Regions from separate parts of the Homo sapiens genome. Here region 2 is linked to region 1. A link is an interaction called in ENCODE POLR2A ChIA-PET data of the cell type or tissue named here. Cell type or tissue: PC-9. All regions are shown on one strand. Each heading gives the region's core, and the rest is flanking DNA. Links, peaks and the distances in the headings are about the cores only.

Region 1 (8,863 bases), core at 191-8,190:
GGAAACAATCAACAAAATGAAAAGGTAACCTATAGAATGGAATAAATATTTTCAAGCCCATATATCTAATAAGGGATTAATATCCAAAATATATAAGGAACTCATACAACTCAATAGCAAAGAAAAAAAAGGAAAAGGAAGAAAGAAAACAACTAAATTAAATACCCCAATTAAAAATGGGGAAGGACCTAAGTAGATATTTTCCCAAAGAAAACATATAATTGTAAACAGGTATATGGAAAGGTGCTTAACGTTATTTACCATCAGGAAATGCACGTTATGACCACAGTGAGATGTCATCTCATACCTGTTAGAATGGCTGTTATAAAAAGAGATAATAAGTATTGGTGAAGGTGTGGAGAAAAGGGAACCCTTGCATGCTTTTGATGGGAGTGTAAATTAGTACAGCCATTATGGAAAACAGTATGGAGATTCTTCAGAAAAGTAGAAACAGAACTACCATATGATCCAGCAGTCTCACGTCTGGGTATATATACAAAGGAAATGAAACTAGCATCTTTAAAAATGTGCTGTATGTATACAATGGAACATTACTCAGCCATAAAAAAAGAAGGAAATCCTACTATTTGTGTCAGCACTGATGAACCTGGAGTGCATTATGCTACATGAAGTAAGCCAGACATAGACAAATACTGTGTGATCTCACTTGTATGTAGAATCTAAAAAAGCCTAATTCATAAAAGCAGAGAGTAGAATGATGATTGCCAGAGGCAGGGGTAGGGACAGAGTCTGGCTAGGGGAAGGGGTCAATGAGGGAAGGAAGGGGAGATTTGGTCAAAGGACACAAACTATCAGTTATAAGGTGAATAAGTTCTGGGGAATCTAATGTACACTGTGGTGACTGTAGTTAATAATCATTGCATACTTGAAATTTGGTAAGAGAGATCTTTAAATGTTCTCACTGCAAGAAAAAGAGAGATAACTATATGAGGTGATAGTTGTATTAATTAGCCTGATTGTGGTAATCATTTCACAATAGATACATATATCAAATCATCATGTTCTATACCTTAAATGTATACAACTTTTATTTATCAATTATACCCCAATAAAGGTGGGGAAAAAAGATTTAATAGGCATTTCAGCTGACAACATATAGAAGTCAGTTACAACAGCAGGCAGTTTAAAAATGTAGTTTTTAGGAGATAACATTTACATGACAACACTAAAAAAACTTTATTGGAAGGTATTAAATAAGTTATTAAAAATAATTAGGAGATTTACCATGTCAAATGTATGGGAAGTGTCATTATCATAAAGATGTTTATTTTCTCCAAATTGATCTATAAATTCAAGGTCTTTCTGATCCAACCCTGAAAGGGCTTTTCATGCAACTGGACAAGCTAATAAAAGGATAAAAGGCCAAGAATAACTTCAAGTACTCCTGATGAAGAAGAAAAATAATGTTGGGAGTCAGGAAAGGAAATTGCCCTACTAGATTAAGATTTATTATAAATAAAGCTCAGGTAATTAACATAGTGTTAACTGACTGATGATAAGCTAGTGGAATAAAGTGAGTCAGAAAGAGAGGTCTGTGTATGACAGACCTGGCAACCAGGGATCAGTGGGGATCTTCTGTTGAATACTCAATTTATTATTCATTTGGGAAAGAATAAAAACGGATTTCTAAATGGTATCATACACAAAGTCAATGTTCATAGTACTGAGGTTTTTAAAAATCACGTTATAAAACAACATTCATCATATGATTTCGTTTTTGTAGAAAGAAATAAGAGTATATGTGATTATATATTTTGAGAAAAGACCTAGAAGATATCAAAAGTCGAAAGTGACAAAGGGTCTCTGGGTGGTCGGATTGTTGAAGATTCATTTCTCTTTACACCTTTTTTTGTCTAGATTTTTAAAAATACATTGAGTCTATGTTACTTTTAATTAGGAAAAAAATTTTTTTTACTTTGAATTTTTTTTAACTATTCTTTTAGATTAAATTTAGCATTATTTTTCGCAGCTTCCAAACTGCCTCCTCCCCTTACACACATAAAAAATAACAGTTTCATTGTGATATTTGACTGGAATTGTCTGGTACACAATAGGCACTCGGTACATATTTGTTAAACAAATAAATATGGGAACAATTCACATCTTTATGATGGTTAGCCCTTCCAGTTGAGAACATGGTATATTAATCTTTTTAAGACCTTTTCCTAATTAATTATGAAAACTTTGTAATTTTTTAATGCAGATCCCACACATTTATACAATTAATGATTTCTAAAATTATATCATCTTTTCATTTTCCCCCATATTGAGTCAAACCCTTGAGTATCATTTTATTTTATTTTATTTATGTATGTATTTATTTATTTTTTTAATTTTATTTTTAGAGACAGAGTCTTGCTCTGTCACCCAGGCTGGAGTGCAGTGGCGCGATCTCGGCTCACTGCAACCTCTGCCTCCCGGGTTCTAGCAATTCTCCTGCCTCAGCCTCCGGAGTAGCTGGGATTACAGGCGCACACTGCCACACCCGGCTAATTTTTTGTATTTTAGTAGAGATGGGGTTTCGCTGTGTTGCTCAGGCTGGTCTCAAACTCTTGAGCTTAGGCATTCCACTCGCCTCAGCCTCTCAAAGTGCTAGAATTACAGGCATGAGCCACCGCACCCGGCTGAGTATCTTTAATGTCAGACCTAAGAGTCAGAAAGATGATTTTAACGTAGAAAAACATGCCCTGTTTAGTAAGGTTAAGGACCTGGGTTTATTTAGCTTAGAATAAATGACTAAATTGAAACTGAATACCTATCTTCAAGCATTTGGTAGTGGCCAGCTTTCCTTTAGCTCTGCCGAAGACACACAAAAAAGAAATTCAACTGAAGTGTGAAGAATTTAAGTTAGAGATTGCAAACTGACAATATAAAGCTACGTTGGCTCTCAGAGACATATTATTTGGACCACACAATATATTTTAAAAGTTTGAATTGTTTGCAAAGTTAAAATTTGAAGAGATTTCACATAAAAACTTGGATTTCCAGCTTTTCTGGTACCCCTGTGCCCTAGTTTCCGATGAGTTTGAAAATCACTGCTGTCCCCTTTAAACAAGCCCTGAGCTCTCTCCAGTTTTCCAGTCAGAACCCAACCCTTTTCCTGTTACCTGTCTTACCCCTCAGGCATTAAGTTTGCAATCTCAGTTCATATAAAGGACAGATAAAGTGGCACATAGGTAGGTATAGCATCTTCTCACTCAGCATTTTGGTGTTGTTTTTAAAAGATGGTTTTAATGTGGTCCTGGCTGACAAACAGGAAATGAACTAGGAGACTTCCAAGGTTGTTTCTTGTCCTTTGGGTCCATGGTCCTGTTAGAATAGTCCAGTGGTTCATGAACTCTCTTTCTCATTGCACATGATCTAGAATCTCAGAGTTGAAATGGATTCCCTGCAAGACAGGGAGGCCACAGAGGATATGCTTCATCTGGTGTTCCTCTGTATGCACAGGAAATTTGAAATCCATTGCAGAGGGGCCTGCTTGAACAGCTAATAGTTCAAACAAGCAGCTACCTCATTTAGAAGGCTTATTAAACATCTCTGTTTCTTTTGTGTATAGTTATTTAAAGATGAGTGAAGGGTTTTAAAGAGAACTTTGAGTTTTATAAGTACACAGTATTATATTATTCTTATCATTATGCATGGCCTGGCAGAGTTATGATTGTGGGAACCATAGTTTTGAATATCATTTCATCTATGCTTGCGTGTTATCCAAACACAGTTTTCATATTTAATGTTAAGGGCCTTTTTTTAAATAAACAAAAAAGTGGGAAAGCAACATGGGGAAGAAATCTGAAGTGATCATTTCTCAATTTGTTTTATTCTAATTTTTGTCTGCTCTGAAAAGCCTTCTTATTCCATGTGAACAATCTCTGATGGGTCCCACAGAAAATGAAATTTGTGGCACATGTGCCCTCTGGCATTACCTACAAAGTCAAAAGGGTGACAGGCAGAAAATGGGTGTTTTTTTCTAAATAAATTTGGCTCCGAAGAATTATTTTATAAATAATGATTTTATTCATGAAACATTTCATGCTCCATTTGTTTTGGCATCAAATAGACATAGCTTTATTGTGACTCAGAGTCTAGTACTGTCCTTATTTAGGGACATGAAATGTTATCTCAAGGGAACCTTTTTGGAATCTCTAAATGTCTTGGGTAATAAGTGAAATTTTTAGCCTAGGATCAAATATTCCACTTACCCACCAAATTTGTTTCCCAGTTGTGGTCTTAGACTAGGATCCCGTATGTATATTCCTAAACTTGGGACAGGACTCTTGGTTTTCAGTTCCCACAGAACAACCCCTTTCTCCAACCCCCCCCCATCACCAGCAATAGAGGAGGTCACACTTGGACCCATAACATGTTTCCAAAGGCCCCATCAAGGCTTTTTCATAGGCCCCATCTCATACTTAGTCTCTTTTCATGTTTGAAGTGACAGCATCAAACTCATGATTTCCCTACCCTTTCTACCCTAGGCCTTTTGATAAGGACAAGGTGCAACTTTCTGAGTGACACAGTTTGGGATGTAATGAGTTACAACTTCATTTTTCCTTAATGAAATAGCTTGAAAGCACACGTATTCTTCATCTTTTTTTTTTTTTTTTTTTTTTTTTTTTTTGAGATGGAGTCTCACTCTGTTGCCCAGGCCGGAGTGCAGTGCCATGATCTCGGCTCACTGCAACCTCTGCCTCCTGGGTTCAAACGATTCTCTTGCCTCAGCCTCCCAAGTAACTGGGACTACAGGTGCGTGCCACCACGCCTGGCTAATTTTTTTATTTTAGTAGAGACAGGGTTTCACCATGTGAGCCAGGATGGTCTCGATCTCCTGACCTCGTGATCTGCCCACCTTGGCCTCCCAAAGTGCTGGGATTACAGGCGTGAGCCACTGTGCCTAGCCTCTTCATCTTTTAAGTATATTATATGTTCCTAGTCTAGTCTAATACCCAAGATACTGTCAGTACTCAGTTGGTATCAGCCTCTTTCTTCCTGTTCTCTTATTAAATCACAACCAAGCTTGAGAACTGACTCATGACTTCAGACTGGAAACAGTCACATGTCTGAACTGGCGTGCAATGCAGAGCTGCTTCCGGGTTAGCACATAGTAATCTGATTATGACAAAGTGCCCTTTCTTAAAGCAAATATCAGACCACTATCCAACCTACCTAAGTAAGCTTATCTTCACCAAAATTTTAACTATCTACAAATCCATAATTTTATTTCTTTGAAATTATCATTAGGACCAAATTTTCAGGTCATCTGTATGCCAGTCTTTGAATTGTCATTATAGCTTTAGTTTGAACCTGTAATTTCCTACAGCAGTTAAAGGAGAAGTCAAAATTAATAAATGGCTGGCATTTTAAAAGAGCATACAGGTTGAAATTTTGTGTTTAGGCAACTGAGGTTAAAAAAAAAAGCTTAGCTGGGTGCAGTGGCTCACACCTGTAATCTCAGCATTTTGGGAGGTCCAGGCAGCAGGATCGCTTGAGCCCAGGAGTTCAAGACTAACCTTGGCAACATAGGGGGACCATGTCTCTAAAAATAATTTTAAAACTTAGATGAGTGTGGTAGCATGCACCTGTGGTCCCAGCTACTCAGGAGGTTGAAGTGAGAGAATCATCTGAGCCCAGGAGGTTGAGGCTGCAGTGAATTGTGATTGTGCCACTGCACTCCAGCCTGGGCAACACAGCAAGACCCTGTCAAAAAAAAAATTCAAATGTAGAATGGGGTTGTTCTATAACACAACTAGCCTGATCTCTTTAAAAGTTCAGAGTTCTTTTTTTAAAAGGTAAAGGGAGATTATTTTAGATTAAAAGAGATATAAGCAAATACATCTCTTAAAATCCATGATCTTTGGTTGGATCCGATTCAAAGGAAAATCAGATCAGTGATACACATTTTGGGACAATGGAGAAATTTGAATATAGGCTGATTATTTGATCGGTAATGTCATACTCAGTTGTAATAATAGTGTCGTGGTGATGAAGGAGAATTTCCTTATTGCTCAAGAGCTGTGCTCACATGTTTAGGAGTAAGGTTTCATGATGTCCACTTCGAAGCAGTTTAGAAAATATGTGTATGAAATACGGCAAAATATTAACTGTTATTGAATCTAGATGGTGGGTTTTGGGATGTTCATGACATTATTTTTCTACTTTTCTGAATGTTTGAAATGTTTCAGACTGTGTGAGTGATGATAATAATGGAGTCATCTCAGGGAGAGAAGTACTGAGGGGCATCGTAGGTCTTCCTGAGCCTGCCTTGTAGTTTGGGAGAAGGCTTTGCTGGAAGAGAGCCACACAGGTGGTGGGTGGGGTCCACAATGAAGTGGAATTCACCTGCCCGGAGGTCCTGATGGCTCACCAAGCCACACAGAGGCATTTTCCCAGGCTCGTCCATGAATGGTCTCGTAATAGCTGTGGGAGAGGACTTCCCACTGTTACGCACCAGACCACAGACTCCCGTTGGCAGCTGTGGGGAAGCTCAAGTCGCCTTAGCTATGAATCCCCTGGAAAACAAGTGAGGCTGGATAGTTTTACAGTAAAATCTCTCATTGAATATTTGCTCTCAGTGTCTTGGGACTGTGAACTGTGACAACCCAAATAAATGACCACTCCCTTAAAACCATTACTCATTGGAACATGGTACTACTTGAAACTAATCTACTGCCTTGCTAAGCCAGGATGGAATTTGTTCAATTCATATTTGAGTTTTTTTGTCGTAATTTTTGCCTTTCTGTTTATGAAGACTGCAAATTTCTAGTAGAGCCATTTTGGAGCAGCTTATTTTAGACAGAATATGAAATAAAATAGTAGGAGGACTGTGGTTTGTCCTTTCTTTCTCTCATATGCATTACTGACCACCTCTCCATTTTTTTTAAAGAGACTCAATAGTTTTTGATGAACAACTTAGGTAAGCCAGAAGAAAGTTAGTGTGGTAACAAGTAATCATTTGAGGCTTCATGCTTTGGAGGTTGTTTGTAGAAGGATAAGGAGAAGTGCAACAGCTTTTTACGACATACAGAGAGCAAATGGTGGCACAAGAACTGGAGATTTTTTGGGCTGCTTGGAGGCCAGGGGAGAAGATGGGATCTTGCTGATACTAGATGATTGTGTTACATTAAGCAATTCAAAAATATCAATTGTTTCTGGAAATGCACATACCTGCAGACGCCTGGTGGTAAGATGTTTCTATTGCAAAGCTTTTTCTCCCTCTAATCCAAATCCCTTCTTGTGTCTAAAGACAGTCTTCTCAGATTTAGGAGCACCACAGTCGCCAGCAAGGAAACAGGCATACTGAAATGTGATTTGCAAGTGCCTCATAATATTAATACCATCATCCAGTAGTTTTCAGATGAAAAGATGATCACTTTATGATTTCCATTTGCTCTGCTGACTCAGGTTTTCTGCATTTAAAACACCAGCATAGCGAGCTGGGAGCTGGTGCCCCAAGTAGGAAAAGCAAAAGGACTTTTGGATCCTTTGCCAAATTGCTGTTTAGCTTTAGAGAGTAGTGGAGCTTTGCTTTAGCCCTGGGTAAGTACAAAATCTCAGTGGCCTCCTGAACTCTGTGAAGTTGATTTCATTAAAAGCAAAGATAAGAATGTAGTCTTTATCATTGCCTTTTGTCTATGAATAAATGAAATACATCTTTCTAAGCATTTCAGTGCAGTATGTTTCAAGCAGCAATAATTTTCTCTGTTTATAGATCAAATTTAGTTTGCCATAAGAACTGGCATAGTACCTTTTGTGTTTAATCTCTCCTCAAGTTTCTCTTTAAACAAAGTTTCATATGACCAGTCGAATTTGGATTAAGCAGGTGCAAATCTTTTTTACATGTTAAACTTGCTATTTCTCTTGTAGGTGCCATTTGGGCAGGTTTTCCATTGAAACCACTAATAACAAGATGCTATTTAGAAATGATTCCTTTTAACTTAATTCTGTCCTGGGGTGGGAGGTGTAGGGGTCAAGGTTTCAATAAACTCATTTCTCCTACTAATTTCAGTAACAAATCACTTGAAATCTGCCTTATACTGCTTTCTTTTTCTATAGGGGAAGGTGTCATATTGAGACTTGATTGTTCAGCAGTCCAGATAGGATTTAGCTGTCACTCAAGTAGTATCTTCAGATACCAGGCTTCCTGGACTCAAAACTGTAGCTTTCATGGTCAACTTCAGATTTTGCCCCTTCCTGATAATAACGTTTTTTTTTAAGATGGGGTCTTGCTTTGTCGCCCAGCCTGGAGTACAGTGGTGATCATAGCTCACTGCAGCCTTGAAGCCCTGAGCTCAAGCAATCCTCCTGCCTCAGCCACCTGAGCAGCTGGGACTACAGGCGTGTACCACCATGCCCAGCTAATGTTTTTTTGTATTTTTTTTAAGGAGACGGGGTCTCAGTATGTTTCCCAGGCTGGTCTCGAGCTCCTGGCCTCAAGCAATCCTCCCACTTTGGCCCCTCAAAGTACTGAGGTTACAGGCATGAGCACCACACTGGGCCTGATAATAACATTTTATTGCTAAAGATTTTGCATAGGAAGAAGATTTTTGAAATTTCGAACATGCCTCCTGAATCTTAATCACTTAGAGCTATATATCAGCAAAGGTAGAATAACAGATATTATACTTTTTTTTTCTCAGTTCTTTGGAAGACTTGCATTATAAATTAATACTTGAAAAATACTTTTAAATTTTGCTGTATGTGTTTGTGAGTCACCAATTGTTAAGGATTCCACTTCTTCCCTCAGCAGTTGGACAAATAAACAGATGTAGAAATGACTTCCATTCTCTCAGTGACCTAAGAAATAACGTATTTGTTTTAAAGCACTCAGAGTAATGTCAGTGGTGTG
Region 2 (8,863 bases), core at 548-8,547, 62 kb before region 1:
TGGCCTGTCAGCTGATCTCTTTGTTCTAGCCTGCATTTCCGGTCTCACCTTCCCCCATCATACCCTCCTTCCTTCATGCGCACATCACATTGCACTTTCACGCCTCTGCATTTGTTCACACTCTTCCCATAGACTTCAGGGTTCTTCCCCAATATTCTACTTGGTAAAAGCCTAGTCATCAATCTAGATGTCTATTGAGGTGATAAAATTATAGTTGAGAAAGAGAATGGTTCCCACTCTGGAAATCATGCTCTTTCTCAATTATAATTTAGCTCTTGCTCAACTTTGGTTTATCAAAGCATGAAAAGTCAGTTTTTAGGCAGGTGTATGAGAATCATTGGGTTTGGGTTTGTCAGCTGTCATGATCCTTTTTGGGATGAGCTAGAATATAATTCATTAACAAGTAAAATTTAGTAGTGTTTCTGACACGTGCTGGTATTTGTCTGAAATATGTCCTCAAGATTGCCACTCAGGTGTTTTCTCCATCAAATTGTTTTTGAACTGCTGTGTTTTTAGTAGGCTTCTGTATTTGTTTCCTATGGATGACATAACAAATTGCCACAAACCAAGTGGTTTAAAACAACAGAAATCTATTCTCTCCCCTCTCTCTCTCTCTTTAAGAGACAGGGTCTCAGGCTGGGCACGGTGGCTCATGCCTGTAATCCCAGCACTTTGGGAGGCTGAGGTGGGTGGATCACTTGAACTCAGGAATTTGAGACCAGCCTGGGCAATATGGTAAAATCTTGTCTCTACCAAAAATACAAAAAATTAGCTGGGTTTTGTGGCATGTGTCTGTGGTCCCATCTACTTGGGAGGCTGAGATGGGAGGACTGCTTGAGGCTGGGAGGCAGAGGTTGCAGTGAGCCAAGATCGCACCACTGCATTCCAGCCTGAGTGACAGAGACCCCATCCCAAAAAAGAGAGAGACAGGATCTCCTTCTGTTACCCAGATGGGAATGCATTGGCTATTCACAGGTGCAACCAAAGCAAGGTACCCATTGAGATATGTGTTGTATGTTGATAATCAAAAGATATATCATCTTCTGGCTGTAATGATCACATACCATCAGTATTTTGCTGGTTCATTTGTTCACTTAACAGATAAACATGCCATAAACTAGGCCCTATGCTAGGCGCTGGCTCTATAAAAGCTATAAAAACAAAATACTGCCCCTCAAAGAGCTCACAGTTCTGCCAGAAAAGCCAGCTCGCCCATGAGGGTCCTAACTTATTATTTAAATACATCCTTGAATAGCCATAGAAATAAGGAGTTAAAAATACGAAGAACAACTCTGGCAGGAAGGTTAGACACATGTGGAAGGTGCAGAGGGGACTAGTCAGAAGGCATGTTTCATGATTTACCAACTAGAGGTGTTTCAAGCAGGCTTTTGGATGCAAAGTGGCTTTATGATACAAAGATTAAACTCTCTACAGAATCCTCTCAGTGTATTCAATATGAGCCCCTTTACTTCTTTCTGTAAAAATTTACTCCATCCTGTCCCCAAGGAAGATGTTTTTATAAGGTATAAGGGAAATGGAAGGTAGTCTTCAGCCTTTAGAGATGTTTTATTGCTTTCATTTGTTTCAGGGTACTTGACTACACTCAAAATTATTTCTCTGGGGTATTCTTACAAAGCTCTCTTGGATTCATCTAATAAGGAAGAATAATTTGGAATCCAAAATTATCATCTCTGTTAGAGGTTCTAATCCATGGTTTCTTCACAGTGCAGTATGTTTTGGATAAATTGTGATTGCTAATATAGTACCTAAGTTTGTCAGTGATTTCTTTCCAAAAAAAGATTGACGCACATTTAAGATTATTCATTAATATAATTACTCCTTTTCATTTGCATTCCATCCTGCTTTTTCATTTGGGAAAGAAATGTGCAGAGGGACAGCTGGTGCCTCTGTAATTACACATAACCCCCAGCCTGTCTTATCTGTGCACTCCTGGGAGCGGGTCACAAATGTCATCCTCTGTCTTGCGTGTTTCAATTTTTTAAAAAAATGTTGACAGGCCTGGTGGTTCCACCTTTCCTAAGTAATTGATCATTATGGCTGTTGTGTAACCATTTGTCAGGTAAGAGTAGTTTGTTTTATTTTTAACTTTTGCAGTTAATTAAAAAATGGTTTTAAGCTCCTAGAATTTAATTCAAAAGTTTTCTAACTTTGCGCTATTCTTGCAACTTTTCTGAAATTTGAAATTATATGAAAACAAGAAAGCATCAAAGCAATAGGAAAAAACAATGCTTAAATGGACCTTCTGTGGGTCCATTTATCAAACATTAGTTTGATAAATATCATCATTTTTGAAATGTAATTAATTTTCCTGGTAAGGCTGAATCATTCAAATGGGATTTGCACCTTTCACAGTCTTTCATCCTCCTGCCCATTTTCCCTTTCCTTTATCTGATACTCATGAGTAATAACAAAAGCAACAACTAACACTTATGAAGAAGAAAATAATTTTACTTAGGAGTAAAAAGGCTTGTGGAAGTTAAGCTTCACTGGCCTTGCCATATTCTTGGAATTTTCTTTTCTTTTCTTTTTAAAAAAAATTCCTAGGAATGTGTTGTCATTATATCAGACTAGCTCTTTGGAGTAAACCCCAGACCTGTCTCCTTATGTACCAGGCCAACAGAGGAGGGCCTAGACTTGTCAGCCCCAGCCTGAAGACTCAGAAGAGAAAATCTTTGATACCCATGTGAAGATCCACACCCAACCAGAGTGGCTGGCCAGTGTTTGCCCCACTGGTCATATTTCCCTGGGCTCAACATACCTGTGTTGTCACATTAGATGTTTTTGTAATTCGGGATTTTTCTTCTGAACATAGATGCAGACATTTCAGATACCCACAAACTATGTAACCAAACACAGCCTAGCTCAAAGTTGATATTCCCTGAGCTTTCCTTTATGCACGTGACTTAAACACATGACAATATTTGTCTATTATTTTAATCTGTACAAGGAAAGAAAGGTAGTGATACGTCAGTGAATTGTTCAGATGGGTTTCTGTTTCTGTTTGCTTTCCATATTCTCTATTTTTTATAATAATAAATTTAGGATGATGTCTAAAGACTAAAAAGTAGATTCAGATTTTGCTTACTGCTTTAACTTATTTAAAAGTCCTGTTTTTAGGAGGAGTAAGTAGATTGATTTTCCTGTCATGCTAACATGAGACATTTAATTTTTATAATGTAATCTTACGTTCATTAGCCTTGTGGCTAATGATAAAACAAGATAAAATAAATGGCATTTTAAAAGTGATTCTGGACCAGGCGCGGTGGCTCACCCCTGTAATCCTAGCACTTTGGGAGGCCGAGGCGGGTGGATCACTTGAGGTCAGGAGTCTGAAATTAGCCTGGCCAACAGGGTGAAACCGCATCTCTACTAAAAATACAAAAAAATTAGCTGGGCATGGTGGCAGGTGCCTGTAATCTCAGCTACTTGGAAGGCTGAGGCAGGAGAATTGCTTGAACCCAGGAGGTAGAGGTTGCAGTGAGCCGATATTGTACCACTGCACTCCAGTCTGGGTGACCGTGTGAGACTCCATCTCAAAAAAAAAAAAAAAAAAAAAAAATGATTCTGATTACTCACATTCTTCTTCTTCTTTTTTTTTAAATCCTACTTTTGTTAGAATTCCATATCTCTAAGAAAGGAGGAACACCAAAATCATTGAAGGTTCAAGGACCCTCTCCCATAATTGCTATCATAGAAAATGTTCAATTCTAGTCCACCTGAATATAAACCACCTCAAGCCAAAATGAACAGAGTTCTCAGTGCCAGGAGAATTTCATGAGTTTGGGAAGCATTTTGAATCTCTGCCCTCAGTTTGGAAATAGTTTCATTTCTCTGCTAATGAAGAAGTCCAAGACCATATGCAGTCTACAGAGGTTCCATCTATGGAGCAAAAGTTGGGAGCAGACCAGCAGGGTTGGCAGCGTGAAGATTCTAGTTCTCTCTGTTGAAGTCTCAACTGCCGAGCCAGCACTCAGACACAGAGAATGGTGGTTCCCAAAAGTTTTGGGAATCCATATTGTGAACAGGCTGACACTCTGCCTACCTACTGTTTAAGGGAATTTAGACTGTTTTGGGAAACAATCGTGTAAGAAGGCTTGCCTGTGCTGCCTGCCCCAGAGTAAGGCGGTGCAGTCTCAGACGTACTGGTTGGAGATTTGAAGCACAGTAATACACTGGCTGGTCCTTTCATTTGTTGGTTATTCTTTGTGTTTCTGGTATGAGTTTGTACGTTTAGATAATCCAGTGAATCTTTGAGCTTTTTCTTTGTGAGGTCTGTTTACACATTTGGAAATATCAGTGAATATAGTTCCATTGGTGTTTTGCGGCTTTCAGCTTTTGAGTTCCCTCTGAAGCTACTGCCATGACGTTAACCTTTGATGAAGTTAAGAGCATCAGAGGGTAGAAGAAAATGATTACCAGTGGTTAACGATGTCCCGATTTGTTAGGAGTTTGGGAAAAGTGCACATTTCCATGGAGTCTGCGTGCTCACTTGGTGAGAAGCTCCCTGACCACACGTAAATTGAGAAATAGATTGCAAAATCAGTTTTGATTAAAATGGGAATTTGAGCCTGCCACTGAGAAGCAACCATCTTGCTATAAATTATTTATGGCATGAGCATAGGCTTTAGTATAGAGGCTGTAAGCCTTTTTCCATCTTGCTTTAAAAATTGATTTGATTATAAAAAGAAAATTAATTTTGCTATTGAAACAAATCTTTAAAAAGGGATTTTAAAGTGACTCTAAGGTAGAAAAAAAAAATTACCAAGACTCTTCCAAAAAACCAACTTCGTAGCTGGATTCTACAAAAAAAGCATAAATGCTGAACCCTGATTAACACACTTTATCATATTATATACATGAGATATTTCTTACAGAGAGTACCACAGTGGTGTAAGGAGCATATTTTTGTGAAGTCCTCAGCTTTACAAACATATTTAGATTTATTCCTGTGCTAACTAGGTTATATCATATCTCCCAGTTTAGACTGCACATGGATAGTCCACTGAGCAATGTGACATGAAGATGGATGGGCCTAGTAGACAGATACCAGGCCGCTGCCAGGCTTGCAGCATTGACTCCTCTTCTGGGATCATCACATGCCCACTTCTCCCCACCCATCTCAGCTGTTAAGTCTTGCTGTGGGATCAGACCCTCACCCCACCTCCTACCTGCCGTGACTTGACAGGGAAGTTCATTTGGGAGATTAAAAATGTAGATGGACAGATACAGTTTCATGAATGATTGGAAACATGGTATATTCTCTGCTTTCATTGCATAGGGTTTGAGGTATATCTTGTGGACCAACATTATCTATTATATGTCCTCTATGGTCTTATTTGTCTTTGCCTCCTTGATCTGACATGGCCTGAAAGAAGTGAGCTCAGTCTTCTATGACTCTTGTGTTTCTCTTTGCTGTTTTTAAAAATTGTACCTGTTCAATAAATGTTTATTCCTTATTTCCCATGTGCCAGGAATGGTTCTCAGCTGTGGGGACCCAATTTTGAATAAGACCGACAAAGTCCTTGGTCTCATGGAGATGGCATTTCAGTCAGGGGTTAGACAGACACTGCACAAAGAAAGAAACAAGACAATTTCAGATACCGAGACGTGTGACAAAGAAAATAAAAGATGGTAACTTGGTGGCTAGTGACTGGAGGTGGTTCCTGCTTAAATAGGATGGTCAGAGAGACTTGAACTTTCAAGGTGAACTCTGAGTGAAAAGAGAGAGACACCTCCTAGCGTCTGGAGGAAGTGGTTCTAGCAGAGAGAACAGCAGGTACCAAGCCTTTGAGACAGAAGCAAACATGGTGTATCAGAGGAGCAAGTTTTACAGTCTTTTCCCTGCACATGTATGCTGTTGGATTCTCAGGATAGTTTTCATTTCTTTATAGCTTTTATTCTCCATCACTACACATGCCCTGCTTCATCTCCTATAACTCCAGCGTAAGTTTCTGACATCACATCCCTGACATTGGTTTGCAACTGCCAGCAGGAATTTGCCTTTTTCACTGTGGGCCTCATCTGAGTCATCAGCTATCTCGTCATTGACTGGAGTGGTCTCCATAGTTGTGTACATGTGCCAAGATGGGGGCAGAGGTTAAATGATCCACGGTGGTATGGGAAAATATAAGAACTTTCATCTGTATTTAATTTATTGAATTCAAAAGAACTAATCAAAAGATTGATGTCACCACCAAGAAATCATAAGTATGGGAGGGGATGGATATGTTCATTGGCTTGGAATCATTCCACAGTGTATACATACAACATCACATTGTGCCCCATAAATATACACAATTATTTGTCAATTAAAAGAAATTAGTATCCGCACCCTCACTAGGTTGGTGCATCAAAGGGCCCTCTGTCTGGGAAGGTGACATGAAGGAGGGAAAGATCCCTCCTGATGGGAAGGACCTGATTGTAGTACCCTTTCCTGTTGGCTTACCCTTGATTGGGACATAGTGCAGCCACATGCAGCAGGGTGTTGTCATGTGGACGATTTCATAAAAACACAACCCATCTCTAGTCCTCACTTCACCTGAGGCCCCCTGGTGACATATTGTAGTGAAAATAACCAGTGTCTTAAATAGGGGTTCGTATTCTTTTAGTGCCCCTCTCCAAGATGGGTGCATATCCCCAAGCTGAAATTTGGACTATGAGATTTTAATTCATACTGAATAGAAAAGCTGAAGAAAAAAATGGACTTTTATAAGCCACAAGCAATTTTTTTTTTTTTTTGAAATAGAGTCTCACTCTGTCACCCGGGCTGGAGTGCAGTAGCGTGATCTCGGCTCACTGTAACCTCTGCCTCCCGGGTTCAAGCAATTCTCCTGCCTCAGCCTCCCAAGTAACTGAGATTACAGATGTCTGCCACTATGCCCAGCTAATTATTTTTATTTTTAGTACAGATGGGGTTTCACCATGTTGGCTAAGCTGGTCTCAAACTCCTGACCTCGTGATTTGCCTGCCTTGGCCTCCCGAAGTGCTGGGATTGCAGGGGTGAGCCACCACGCCTGGCCCACAAGCAATATTTTTGTGTCAAGAAGGAGAAACTTCAGTATTTCAAAACCTCTTGGGAAAACTCTCATATGAATGAGCCTTGTATTTGTGCAAATAAAACAGAGATCCACTTTGAAATGAAAAGAAGTTTAAGGTAAATCACTCTGGTGGGAAGAAGGTTGTTCAGTGCATGAAAATTTGCAACTCATGTCTTCTCGATGGTCTGATCATCTTATATGAAACATCTCTTTTTTGTTGTTGTTCTTGAAACAGAGTCTTGCTCTGTCGCCCAGGCTGCAGTGCAGTGGCATGATCTTGGCTCACTGTAACCTCCACCTCCTCGGGCTCAAGTGATTCTCCTGCATCAGCCTCTCAAGTAGCTGGGATTACAGGCATGTGCCACCACACCTTTATGTACAAAAATACATAATTTTTGAATTTTTAGTAGAGGCGGGGTTTTACCATGTTGGTGAGGCTGGTCTCAAACTCCTGACCGCAGGTGATCCGCCTGCCTCAGCCTCCCAAAGTGCTGGGATTACAGGTGTGAGCCACCATTCTTGGCCTTTTTTTTTTTTTTTTTTTTGAGGCAGGGTCTGGCTCTGTCACCCAGGCTGAAATGCAATGGCATGATTTTAGCTCACTGCAAGCTCCACCTCCCGAGCTCAAGCCATCCTCCCACCTCAGCCTCCAGAGTAGCTGGGACTATAGGCACATGCCACACTGCCTGACTAATTTTTGTATTTTTGGTAGAGATGGGGCTTTGTCATGTTACCCAGGCTGGTCTTGAACTCCTGGCTTCAAGTGGTCCTCCTGCCTCAGCCTCCCAAAGTGCTAGGATTATAGGTATGAGCCACTGCACCTAGCCATCTCTTATTTTTAAAAAATTTTCACCATTAATTTTGTGTTGTCTGATTTTCACATTGCCCTCCCTTTTTCCTTTGGTTATGAGTTCCCAGATCTTCCTCCAGCCTTTTGCTGGGAGGGAGAGTCTGCATGTGGAGCACAGAGTTTTGTCTCAGCCGAGGCAGGGTGAGGGTGGTGGGTCACTTCTGCCAGAGCCCCCTTGAACCAACTTTGTGCCTTGTGGGTAGGGGTAAACAGGGCAGAAGCCAAGGTTATGAGAGGATTTGTAAGGCCCTGGGCACCATTAGAACTGCACTGGGACCCAGGAAGGAGTGTTGGCCCTGAGTCGGGGAGTGAGCATGTATTCCCTGCCTCCTTCCTTTCTTTCTGCAATATACTTATTGAGCACCTTCTGTGGGCTAGGCATTGGTAAGCATTAGGGTGTCAATCATCAATAACTAAATTGCAGACCTTATTGTCTCTTGGAGGAAGCTGGCAGTCAGATCAATCACACAGAAGCAGGAAAAATTGCAATCTTGAATCATTGTTTCAAAAAGAGGTACATGATGCTGCCTGCAAGATAAAGGGTGAGTTGCCCTGGTCTGGAGCCTTAGAAGGTTTCCGTAAAGAAGGAGCCTCGAGTCAAGCCTGAGCCTAGGGGAAGGTGGGGTAGAAGAAGGAATGGGGAGCTCCTTCCAGCAGAGCCAAGGTCCTTTCTGCTTTGTCCTGCTCCGTGTTCAGCTCCTGGCGCAGGGCTGGCGTCTGGGGTATGCTCAATAAATTAAAAACGAGTGCATGAACAGAGGCCAGCAGGGCTGGAGCAGAGCACAGGGGACAGTGGGTTGGCATGGTGCTGGAGAAGCTGGCAGGGGCCAGACCTCACAGAGGCTTGTAGGTTATCATGTACTTGTAGGAGACCACATAGGTTACCATGAAAGGAGACCACATAGGTTGTTATGAAAATCAAGATAATTTTTAGAGCAGAAGGGGGAGCTATTAA

What was found. Peaks named below come from ENCODE experiments on the same cell type or tissue, not always from the same donor. Only the 100,000 strongest peaks of a DNase experiment are listed, where the experiment ranks them.
Region 2: POLR2A ChIA-PET joins it to region 1 with 5 read pairs; 4 of 35 experiments call an interaction of 5 or more read pairs at or near these places.

The regions. Positions count from the first base shown.
Region 1 is chr20:10,588,014-10,596,876 of GRCh38, forward strand. All of the region lies in intron 4 of SLX4IP (SLX4 interacting protein), which reads left to right. Among named protein-coding and RNA genes, the nearest start is that of MIR6870, 57 kb to the right of the region's middle. RefSeq lists an enhancer at 4,948-5,242. In PC-9, for the core only: no CTCF peak of the experiment used is centred there; no DNase peak of the experiment used is centred there; H3K27ac peaks cover 1,847 bases.
Region 2 is chr20:10,526,035-10,534,897 of GRCh38, forward strand. All of the region lies in intron 2 of SLX4IP (SLX4 interacting protein), which reads left to right. Among named protein-coding and RNA genes, the nearest start is that of SLX4IP, 95 kb to the left of the region's middle. RefSeq lists a silencer at 1,807-2,101. In PC-9, for the core only: no CTCF peak of the experiment used is centred there; no DNase peak of the experiment used is centred there.